2 separate regions of the Mus musculus genome follow, and region 2 is linked to region 1. The links are chromatin contacts, found by POLR2A ChIA-PET in ENCODE. All regions are on one chromosome and are shown on one strand. The core of a region is the stretch at or near the end of the contact, and the rest is flanking DNA. Distances in the headings are between cores, read along the strand shown. Region 1 overlaps F3 (coagulation factor III). Region 2 holds the start of Abcd3 (ATP-binding cassette, sub-family D (ALD), member 3).

Region 1 (6,224 bases), core at 2,210-4,709:
GGGAAGACAAATGCCACATCTTCCTCTTATATGTGGAAAGCTAGATTAAATGTATGTACATGTATGTATTTATATATGTATGTAGTGGGGTCATGAAACTAGAAAGGAGACCATGGGAGAGAAGGAAGAAATGTAAAGGGGAAGGGTTAATAAAATAGAAGTACTGAAAAGAGGCGGGGGATGGAGGAACTATCTAGGGAAAGAAACCAGAAAGAGACCAAGGGGCATGGGGGCCAGGAATGAATGAGAACAAAGTCTAATTGCATGTTCTTCATAAAAAATACCATAATTAAACACATTACTTTGTATGCTGGCCTAAAAATAACTTTTTTAAATGCAATAATATGTTTAAGTATTCTGCCTTCTTGCCTCTGTTAACAGAAAGTTCTCTTTCCATTGGAGCCCATTCCCACTCTGGGCTAGCCAGCTCCTTAGCCACAAGCCTCACTATTCCCTTCCCTAAGCCCTACACTATCTAGTTCTGATGCCCCAGGCTCTGCCTGTTTCCCTGCTTCATCTCTTAACCCAATAGATCCTCTGGGGTACTGACTACCCCAGCCAACTACTGTCTCTTCGTCTCCACCATCAGCACTGTGCCCCCTCCTTCTCTGTCTTTCCCATTTATCTTCTGTTATAATCTCTGCCACCAAACTCAGGGTCGTTTTTTGGACTACATTTCCAACATGTGTTCTTCCATCCATCTCCCGTGGCTCCTTTCTAGTCCAGGAACCTTGGGTAGCTCATTTAATGCTGTAGCCACTGTCAGTTTCTCTCAAGCGTATGAGGTCAGATAAATTCTTAATCAAAGAATGAGAGAAAGAGTGGAAGAAATAAATGTCGGGTTTCAAAAAGGCGGGACGGTATGATTTGGGGTCACGCCCACCGGCAAGTGGCGTTCGAGCCTCCATGTTGACTTTACATCTTTGATTTATTTTTTTGTTTGTTTGTTTGTCTGTTTTTGCTTTTCAGAAACACTCATCATTGTGGGAGCAGTGGTGCTCCTGGCCACCATCTTTATCATCCTCCTGTCCATATCTCTGTGCAAGCGCAGAAAGAACCGAGCGGGACAGAAAGGGAAGAACACCCCGTCGCGCTTGGCATAGAGGAAAGGCTGAAGCCGCTAACGCTCACACTGCCTGCACGGCACTGTTGCGGAGAGCTCTGATGGGAACTGTGCAACATGGAGCGTGGAGCCTGCCGATCCTAGCTCAGAGAGGCTGCCTTCATGGCCTGTTACTCCAGCTAACGCTTTGATTCCAACACTAGCATTTGTCACGTTAGGACGAACTGAAACGGTACAAACTGGTTAACACTACAGCGCCTTTTGCACAAATGCTTTAGATTGTATGGTCTACACTCAGGAAGACACTAGGTCACCCAGGCAAAGCCAGTGGACAGATGCCTTTCATATAACCTGGGTGGGCTTTTGGAAAATCTTTGAGAAGTTGATTTCATAGGCTGTAGAACAGTAAAGTGGGAACTGGGCGGACTTTTCTAACAGTCGTACTTTTATAAAGCGGTATTTGGGTGTTTTTTCCCTCGAATAGGTACTTTTGGAAGTTCAAAGCAAGTGGCAAACTTTCATATAAACATGTTAAATGCAGGATATTTCTGCTTGGGGCATCTTTGTGATTTGTACTTTCCTACAATTTAGCACTTTAACTGACAATGATGGGGTTTAAACATTTGACAGCCAACTCTATTTTTATACGACTACTATACAAAGAAACTACATATAGTTTTATGATTTAAGGTACTTAGAAATGTTTATGGTTAACATTGTATATATTTACATAAAATTTAAAGGTTTTGTATATGGGATTTTCTATTTATATAGCTTCTATTTGTATATTTTGAGATAATTTATTTAATATACTTTTATATAAATAAAGGTGATTGGGAATTGAGACAATCGCATTTATATCTTCCACTTATTATTTACTTCTTGGTTTTCACATTAGGTGACTCCGTTGCTGTAACAATTGACCTTATCAGTCTTAGTGGCTTACAACAATATATACTTTTCGCTTAGACTACGTGTTTGTGAGTGTTGGTAGGTGGTAGCTCCTAATGGTGTCTTCTCATTACAAGGCCCGAAACAAAGCAGGGGTCTCTATTGGATCAGAGCAAAGGTGAACACACACACACACACATGCACGCGCGCACACACACACACACACACACACACACACACACACACATACATGCGTACACCCCCCCCCCCCCAAAGCACAACCATACCAAGGCAAACAAAACAAAACAGCAAAACAGGCTGCTACACCTTCCTTTTTTTTTAGTTTTTCGAGACAGGGTTTCTCTCTGTATAGCCCTGGCTGTCCTAGAACTCTCTCTGTAGACCAGGCTGGCCTCGAACTCAGAAGTCCGCCTGCCTCTGCCTCTCCAGTGCTGGGATTAAAGGCGTGTGCCACCACGCCCGGCTACACCTTCCATGTTTAAGCCACTTTTTAAAAATGACTTTTTGATTATAATTACATCACTTCCCCCCTTCCCTTTCCTCCCTGCAGTCCCTCCCTCGTAATCCCTGCCCTTTGACCCTTAGACTCATTCGAATTCATAGTCTTAACACTTCCACCGAATACTTTGGTTCACCAGTCAAGCAAGTCACGTGACTAAGCCTGATAAACCTAGCCTACTGAGAGAGACCATCTAGTACAGACTTAGGGTTCTCCCCAGTCACTCACTTGCATTTTGGAGGAGGCTCAAAGAAAAAGAGACCTGCCTTTGATTTTGTTGTTGTTGTTGATAAAAATTGGAAGGATCAAGTTAGACCTCATGTGAGGAAACTAAGCACAAGGACTCGGTCATGCTGAGTTGACTCAGTGACTTCTAAAACGGAGAAACGGAGCGAGTCCTTCAGAGGCAGCAAAAGTCTACACTGCGCAGAAAGAAGATCTGAACTGAATGATGGTGTTCTGAGCTGGCTGCCAGGCAAACCTGCTCTTGCTTCCCTCCCTCTGTGCAAGGCTGGGGAGTTGCCAGTGGCCCTCTTAACTGGTCGGTTTTGTTTACTCAATAACAAATGCGCTCCATCTGCCCCGCTGCGGGCACCAGTGCAGCTTTTGATACCACAGCGACCAGTGTGTGTGGTGGAGTCCCAAAGAGAAAGGACAAGCATGTGTCCTTGTCCTCAGAGAGGGGCCTTACGCCTTATCTTGAGTCCCTGCTCACATGACTTATCCAGGACAAAGAGCTCGGTGTAGCACACGAAGGGCAAAGTTGGCTACAGGAGCTCATGACTGACCTTGCCTTCCTCTGCCAGGAATAATTATAGCATTATGTAATCCCCTAGCTTCATAATCTAAGGAATTTGAATTATCTGCAGACTGAAAGCAGGTCTGGATGTAACAAGGTAGAGCAGGAGGAAGTCGTTATAGATGCGGTGTAGCGGTGCTGCGGGAATCAGAAGGTTCCACTCCCAGCGTTAACCATTGCACACAGGCCCCCTCTCTCCTTGTTGTGGACATGAGACAGCTGCTCCTAAATCAACACAACGGGTTCTGCAGCCGAACTGCTGCCCTCTAGTGGGCCGAACTGAACGTCTCCCTCCCTGTGCTGGAGCCTATCAAGCATACTATATTAATTACTAAACAGAACTCGAAAGCTCTCTACAGATACATTTTCCATCTTAAATTACTGTTTGGCATATATGTAAGAGACTCTTTTTGAACTCTGAGTCAGAGCAACTCTCTCTTAAACAATCATCTTGCTCCCTTAGGGAAAACTCATTTCTGAATGCCCTTCCTATGAGCTCCTGGATTTAACACGTACTCTTTAACACATTCTCTTCCCCCAACTGTTGCCTCGCTGTTTCTTTTTTTCTTTATTATAATCTTGGCTTTAATAGAGTGGGATCAATCCTATTTAAGGAGAGGCTCCCGCAAATGACCAGTATGCACATTTGTTTAACATAGCAGGAGCCCTCACTTAATCACACACAAAAGGATGCTCTGACTGGGTGCTGCACACAGATGATCTGTAGAGCAAAATGAGAAGACAAGTTGGGGACGTGACAGACTCCTGGAATACACTTCACCCAAAGCCCCCACCACTGGAAACCCAACTAATTATTTTAGCAAGCTGGAGCTGGGTTTTCTGTTCCCTGTGATCAAGCCTTCTGTCCTTTGTAGTTAAAAAGAAATACCCAAACTAACATTGTATTATGAAAGTCAAGCATAAAGAAAGAAGCCAGCTATGGTGGTTTGAATGAGAACGGCCCCCATAGGCTCATATGTTCAAGTGCATGGTTCCCAGCTGGTGGCATTATTTGGGAAAGATTGGCCATGGTGGGTGTGGCCTTGTTGGAGTTTGTTGCTGCTGGTGGACTTTGAGGCTGAAAAGTCCATTCCATTCCTCTCTCTCTCTCTCTCTCTCTCTCTCTCTCTCTCTCTCTCTCTCTCTCTCTCCCTCCCTCCCCCTCCCCCTCCCCCTCCCCCCTCCATAACAGTTACTCTGGCATTAGGTCCAAGCCCATGGCCAAGCGCCACCTAGTGTACATGCTTTAAGCCTGCAACATCTAACAAATTATGATGCCTTCCAAATATGCACTGTAGCCCCAACTTCTTTAAAAGTTCACAGCTGTCCTGCAGATCCAACTACTTACAAAACATACTTGACATCTCACAGGGATTTTATTCAAACCATCCAAAGAGAAGCTAATTCCCTACCTCCTTCAAATCCAGTTCTCTCCAGTCTTTTCCATTTCAAGAAATGGACAACTTGGCTCAGGAGGCCAAGACCCTGGTGTAATTATTAGAGTGTCTTTCCTTTTCCCATGCCCCTTCAATCTAAATGAAGTTGGCCAGCTTTTGGGTTAAACAAGATACGAGTTGCAACTGCCACTTCCCCAACTCCACTTTGAGGCACTATGATGACCCTGCCAGGCAAGGCTGCCACCCTGCCTCCACTACTCACCTCCTTCCTCCCTGCTCTGACCATGATCTTCATGACAAGGCACAACGCCCAAGGACAGGACTATCATAACATGCTGGGTTTTAGGACTTCATTTTTAATTTCCACCCCCCCCACCTCTTTTCCCTATTTGACAGCAGAAATCATTCCAGGCACACCAGTGATCTCCCACTGCAGTGTGGCTTTTCCTGAAGGGTATGGACCAACATCCATTCACTGCAGACAGGACACCAGTGACAGAACACAGAAACAATTCCATCTGCTGCTGGCTAATCTTAGGTCAACCTGATACAAGATGGAATCACTTGAGAAGAGAGAACCTCAGTTGAGAAAACGCCTCCATAAGATCAGGCTGCCGACAGGCAAGCCTGAATAGCATTTCTTAATAAGTGGTTGATAGGGGGGGGGGCAGGGCCAACTTATTGTGGGTGCGATATTCCTGAGCTGGTGGTCCTAGGTTTTATAAGGAAGCAGGCTGAGCAAGCCATGGGGAGCGAGCCAGTAAGCAGCATCCCTCCGTGACCTCTGCATCAGCTCCTGCCTCCAGGTTCCTGTCCAGCTAGTTTGACGTCCCCTGACTTCTTCCAGGGAACTATGATTCAGGACATGTAAACCAATAAACCCTTTCCTCCCCAAGTTACTCTTGGTCATGGTGTTTCATCTCAGCCATAGTAACCCTAACTAAGACACATCTAAATGTAGTTTGCTGAACCAAGGAGTTTAACTGGGATGACATACAGCGTGGGTGGGGGTTACTCACAGAAGCATGGGCAATTCGCTGCCGGGACACCACTGATGAGGAGCGTCCGTCCCAAGCATGTATCAGTAGGGAAGGGAGGTGCCCTGTGCACCCTCCCTCACTTCCACAGAGAAGGCTAGTGGCTCAGGCTTAAGACCCCCTGCAGGGAATCAGCACTGCAGTGATTTGATGGTTAGCAGTTCCATCATGCGCAGAGGCAGAGTTCCACAGTGACCAGGGTCACCCCTTCTAACTCCCTCTTCTTCCTTAGCTTAGCTGATACCTTCCTAGTGTGAGGAGGAGTGGGTGGAGGTGAGGCAATGTTTATTTGATGCCACAGCCCTTTCCAGGTCTGATCTATGTCCTAGTCCTGATTGGTTACCCTGCCACAGGGAACCTCACTGCTAGCTGCCACCTCCCTTCCTGAGACAAGGGTCACAGAACTGCTGCAGCTGACCGGATGGGGGAAGAGTCAAGGGTGAAACGTCAGACGAGTGAGAAGCAGTCTCACATCTCAAAGGATACCCTCTACCCTCTTACCGTTTAACCAGAGGGG
Region 2 (6,224 bases), core at 1,978-4,477, 79 kb after region 1:
CATGTTTAAGTCTTTCCCTAACAAGAATATAAGCTCCTTAAGATGGCTTACTCATTTTTAAATGTCACATAGATCTGTCTCCTACAGCATGTAGCACAGAATTAGCATAGCCTAAACAAACAATTCCTTTTTAGTGACTTTTGTCCATGAGTTAAAAGAGTCCACTGCTTAAGGTAAAGTGGGAAAAGTTAGCACAATACTAGTAGGAAATTATTAGAAAGAAATACAAAGGAACTTTCTCAGAAGACAAAAATGTCCCAATTTATGACAGGGATTTAATACAAGTGTGTCCATTTGTTTGACAAGTGTAACTAAGAATTGCACATTTCAATAAATGTAAGTTTTACCTATAAAAAGGAGTGGGGATCAAACAGATGGATGAAACAATATGGGTAAAGTGAATAGGGGATTATAATTCTATTATATATATGTGTGTGTGTATGTATATATATACATACACATATACGTAAAATATTCCATAATAAAAGTGTGTGTGTTATTTAATAGGGTAATAAAAATTACACTAATAGCATTTTAAAGTAACAGAATTTTATCCACTTTAGTATTTAGAATAATGCTGCAACATAACTTCTGAAGTACTTTTACAAGTTCTGTTAGCTCTCCAATTCCAAGAGATTATGTACTGGGAAGACAAACTTACTATTCACAAGATGAACAAAAATAAAGACGAGCAACCACTTATTCCTTAGTTAAGTACCAGACATTAAAATTAATTAGCTCTGTTACCAAATGCACCCAAGGGCCAGTAAAATAGAAGGTTAAAATTAATTAGCTCTGTTACCAAATGGACCCAAAGGCCAGTAAAACAGAACTTCCAGACTGTGAAACCAAAGATAGGGACTGAAAGATAAGAAAGTACAAAGTATCTAATACATATATATGTGTGTATATATGTGTGTGTGTATGTGTATATATATATATATATATATGTATATATATATTCATGTTCTAATATTATTAGATATATGCCTATATAACCTGTAGTTATATAGTAGTGACTTATGTAAGCTCAATCATTTTTATCTCAATAATGTATGCTTTGAATTTATCTGCTCATAATCTGCATCCTCACCCCTCAAAATGTTTAATGCCTAAAGCAAAGATTTTGCTACTCATCCGACAATGAAAGATCAGCAACTCTATTTTGTTCAGTAAACTACCTGTTGCATAATTCTATCTTCAGAAAGTTCACAAAGTTTCTCAAAAAGATTTTTTGAATGGCAGATGAACAGCTTCAATTATTTAGGAAGATAAACTGTGTTATACCATGTCACCTCTATTGCTATTATTTCCCAGTAGAGCTGTTGGCTTGGACTGTGACTGGAGAGGGACATAGGGGTTTTCTGGGTGCTGATAACAGTCTGCTGTTTGATCTGGGCACTGATTACACAGGTGTCTTTTACCTGCAAACCTGACATTTATGCTGCATATTGTTTTCTGTATGTATACAGTGTCCCAGTAAAGAGAACTGCTTTTTCTTCTTTTTTTTTTTTTTCGAGACAGGGTTTCTCTGTGTAGCCCTGGCTGTCCTGGAACTCACTCTGTAGACCAGGCTGGCCTCGAACTCAGAAATCCGCCTGCCTCTGCCTCCCGAGTGCTGGGATTAAAGGCGTGCGCCACCATGCCCGGCTTGAGAACTGCTTTTAAATCAGTCAGAGTTGTTAGCAGTCAAGTTCCCTCACTACTAAAATACCTACTCTAGGCGCTGAAACGCTTCCCTACAAAGACTAATTCAAGTAATTAAATGTAAAGCATTTACTATGTTCTATCGGCACATTCCAAGTAACTGATAACTTCTAATCCCAAATGAGAGTTCAGAAAGGGCACGATCTAATAGAAAAATATTTCAAATTAATCGTCCCCCTCCAAGAACCCTTAAAAAGGACGAATAGTATGTGAAGGAGAGGCATATCATTATTTTGTAAAGCTGATTTAGGAAGAGAAGGGCCAATGCTGCAGCCAATGAGCAAGTCAAAGTAGATAAGACAGAAAATACTTCATGAAAGGATACATGGAGCTCTCTGCTAGTATTTTAGGCCAAATTCTAATAATAAGATAGTCCGAGCAAACCAAAAGCAGGAGACAATAAATAGTACCTACCCAGAGGGTTGATGAAATAAAATGCATGAAAGCATTATTCTAAGATTGGACACTAAATATCCAAACACTAGTAAGAATGCTTAGTTAGGAAGTAACCTTTTCTTTGTCGCTCGCTGAAATCAAATGGGCGACAAGAAGTTAAAATTGTGCCTGTAATCCCACCCCCAGAACTCAATTCTCCCTTCTTTCCTAATCTCCCAAAAGTTCAAAGTAAACTTTAACATTCTCTCCAGGCAGGTAGCTGTATGGTGTAATTAACAAGTGATCTTCACCTAAAACACACTTTCACCTTTCACCTATAAAGTCGACGGAGGAAACTTTGTCCTCCACACACCGCTGAGCCAATTCAACCTTTCCAAATGAGGGCATTCACTGACCAATTCCGGAAAAAGAGGGCACCGCTTTAGAAGAAAATCGTGCCCACTGGACCCAGAAAACCCCAGGAACGCCCCTGGCTACTATCCACCGCCACTACTCCGGAGTCGAGCTGGCGAGTAAAATGCCCATCCCGAACGAACGCAAACCTTAGCGTTCAGTGGCGATGAGATGGCAAAACCAGAATGCACCCATAAAGTTGACATGCACGGGGAGATGGTGAGGGGGCGCGGGGGCGCAGGGACGCGGCGTGTCCTCCTCCCTCCCGTGGTGTTGAGATTGCGCGGCGGCCGCCAGGCTGAGGGCCGCAGGGCTCCGGGACCGCTGGCCCGGTTCCGCGGGCACCCGCGCAGCTCGGGACCTGGGAGAGAAGGGCAAGGCGCGCGCCCGGAGCTCCCCGCTCGGGCCCGGGGAAGGCGGCGCGGCCGCGAGCCTCACCCGTGCAGGCCGAGGGCGCGACGCCGCTTATGGAGTAGGCAGAGCAGCAGGAACGCGGCCCCCGCCAGCGAGGTGTTCCGTGCCGTCAAGTACTTGCTGAAGGCCGCCATGGCACCGGCAGGGCGAGCGAGCCGCGGGATAGGGGACGCGCCGGCGACAACCTCAGTGCAGGAACCGCGGGGGAAACTGGGAGGATAGCTCGGCGCCGAGAGAGGGCGGGGCCGGCCGCGCGGGAACGCCCCCTGGCGCGCGCCGCCGCGCCGAGCCCACCGTGGACTTTGGCTTCCCGGGCGCGCGCGCGGGCGCGGGGCGATCGAAAGGGTCGTTCCCCGGGGGGACGCTCTGCGCACGCGCGGACCCCCGCGGACTCGGCCGGAAACGCGGCGGGCAGACAACGCTAGTCCTCCGCGCCGGTCTCCAGCAGCCCACGCTTCGGCCTTGCGATCTCTGCTTGCACACACCCTAGCTTTCTTTCACAAGAACTGGAAGAGCGGGCCGGGCCTGCGCCACGGACTCCGTGGGCCCTGCCCCTCCGCCACCCCCTGGATGGGTCGGTACCACCCTCTTAAAGAAGCCGGGGGAGGAGGGGAACGGCCCCATCACTAAAAAGGTCAATATTTGCAACTTAAGGAGTGAAGGGAGACCTGGAAAAGAAAGACTACAATCAGATAATCTTATTTCAAGTCGCCGTGGATTAGGTCTCTAGTTCTGTAAAATCGGTTTGGGAGGACGGGTCCACCACTCTGTTAATTTTTTTATAAAAATAATGTAGTGGGAAAAAGCTCAGAGTGCGTGACAAAAAGGAGTTTTAAGAAACAATTACTCTTTTTTGGTAGATATGTACAAGGATGGCGATAAAAAAATGTATTTCTTTATGTTAGGTCTGGTCAAAGAAAGTTTGAGAAACTCTGTTCTTTGCAAAGGGACATTCAGAAATAACAATCGTGCGTTGTATTAATGCTGGCCTTACTCCCAGAAGCAGACGAACTTTACAGATTACAGCATTCTTCTCCTGTCCCACCCCTATCATGCAGAAAGTGTTATCCCTAGCGTTTAGTCTAGCGCATGCACAATAACTTAATGAATGGCTGTTTTCAGTTTAAGAAACTGTCGAGAAGCAAGTGTCAGAAAGGAAGCTTCTAAAACCTCACAAAATATATAAATGTTGCCTACGCATAAAAGGAACCAATGAAACAGTGATGCCTAGGTGTTTTCTCTGTGTGAATGGTTAAATGGTTATGAGAATGGCAAAGACCACACACCGTGGTGTGTGCTGTGTGCAGGTGCTCAACAATCGTCAAAAGTCTAAGTTACGCAGAAGTAGAGCCTGTACCAAATCCTCCATATGCCGTTTGTGTGTTTTCCCATTACCCTGGGAATCACTTAGGTAATTAGGTATGCCTGGCACAGAGAATACAAGTATGAACAATCAATCCCTTATTCTCCAGAGGCTGGTGCAGAAGAAAAACATGAAGAAAAATATGGATGAGTTTAAGTGTCAGCTTAGAGAAGTGAACTAAGTGCTATGAGAATACCAATAAGAGAATTTAGAATTTTCCTAGAACTTTTCCTTAACACTTGACAAATAGGATGACGTCAAAGCTACACCCTAAGGCCAAAGGAGTCTGCTAGCAGGTGGGAGGACTTGGGTAGGCATTGTTTCACTAGTGAGTTGCAGCGCAGTATAAAAGCATTGGAAACTTGGGGGAGAAGAGTTTGTAATAATGAAAGGAGAGTTCCTAAAACTGATTGAAAACATCATCTGTAGGATAATAGATTTCGGGCTGGAGAGATGGCTCAGCAGTTAAAAGCACTGACTGCTCTTCCAGAGGTCCTGAGTTCAATTCCCAGCAACTCCGTGGTGGCTCACAACCATCTGTAATGGGATCTGATGCCCTCTTCAGGTTTCTGAAGACAGCTACAGTGCACTCATATACATAAAATAAATAAATCTTAAAAAGGAAAAGAAAAGAAAGAGAAAGGAAGGAAGGAAGAAAAGAGAGAAAGAAAGAGAGAGAGAGAAAAGGAAAGAAAGAAAGAAAATAGATTTCAAAGCATTCAGGAAAAAAAAGGCAAGAATAATTCACTGACAAAATATTCTACAAAATACCCTTACTCAAGAAGCATAGAAGAGTCTAAGGGGCAGGAAGAGGAAGGAAGGAAGGAAGGAAGGAAGGAAGGAAGGAAGGAAGGGAGGAAGGAAGGAAGGAAGGGAGATTATACAAGCTACAATGTTTTCTAGTTGTTGATATGCCCATCTGATAAAAAACACTGAGGGTCAGTCTAACAAAGTTAGCTTTAGCACAGAGGGACAGCACAGAGGGACAGCATACAGAAGGACTGCAGCCCCCATCACCAAGAAAGGATGAGGAAATGTGTGCACATAGAGAAGAAGTATAAAGTCTAAATGCAGTAGTGCTTGAGAGGTTCAGAGCAAACTAGATCCACTGCCGATATTAAACCTGAGTTGAAAAGTAGACGCCAGGTTCCATTTCTCTGGAAACATAAATTGAAATCAGTGCAGAGAATTGTGTCTATAAACCCCTGGTCTCTAAATTGAAGCCTGTCTTAGTTTGGCTTTCTATTGCTGTGATGAAACACCATGACCAAAAAGCAAATTGGGGAAGAAAGAGTTTGTTTGACTTATACTTCCACATCAACTGTTCATCACTGAAGGAAGCCAGGGCAGGAACTCAGAGAAGGAACCTGGAGGCAGGTGCTAATGCAGAGGCCATGGAGGTTGAGTGTTGTCTACTGGCTTGCTCAGCCTGCTTTCTTGTAGAACCCACCAGCCCAGAAGTGACCCCACCCACAATGGGCTGGGCCTTCCCCTGTCAATCACTAATTAAGAAAATGTCCTACAGGCCTACACTTATGGATCTTGTGGAGGCGGTTTGTTAATTGAGATTCCCTCTCAGATGACTCTAGTGTGTGTCAAACTGACATAAAACCATCCAGCACGAAGCCACTTCTCTAAGTCAAATCCAGGTTGTTCAAATCCTCCAAACAAGAAGGGGATCCTGTCTCAGTGACACAATCTCAGAGCAACCAAGTGTAGGATTTTAGAAGGGAAGAAAGTTCTTCAGCTCTATGTCATTTGATATGCAATGTTTAGATTCACATTTCATCATACCAAATAAATATAAGACAGAGAAAGTAGGATTTTATTAAGCAGTCTCCAGGCTATCTGACATTTAAAGAATTTGAGCTACTGAGAACAGGGGAGATAGGGGACACATGGAGTTGGAGATTGAAGAAAGAATCAGGGAAAAAAATGTGGCAGCCAACTC

Evidence for each region. ChIA-PET counts read pairs that join two places held with the same protein, here RNA polymerase II (POLR2A).
Region 2: POLR2A ChIA-PET joins it to region 1 with 13 read pairs in Patski. The contact joins the promoter of Abcd3 here to the enhancer-like site in region 1. POLR2A ChIA-PET finds 5 or more read pairs at or near these places in 4 of 5 experiments (Patski and embryonic stem cell).

Annotation. Positions count from the first base shown.
Region 1 is chr3:121,733,137-121,739,360 of GRCm38, forward strand. F3 (coagulation factor III) reads left to right here. Exons shown (of 6, transcript NM_010171.3): 6 at 970-1,916. The coding sequence ends at 1,103. Among named protein-coding and RNA genes, the nearest start is that of F3, 13 kb to the left of the region's middle. Within about 2 kb of position 3,460, at least 1 of the 3 ENCODE cell types and tissues checked has a DNase peak (open chromatin) inside an H3K27ac peak, as active enhancers do.
Region 2 is chr3:121,812,075-121,818,298 of GRCm38, forward strand. It overlaps Abcd3 (ATP-binding cassette, sub-family D (ALD), member 3), which reads right to left and starts at 3,228. Exons shown (of 23, transcript NM_008991.3): 1 at 2,935-3,228. The coding sequence starts at 3,044.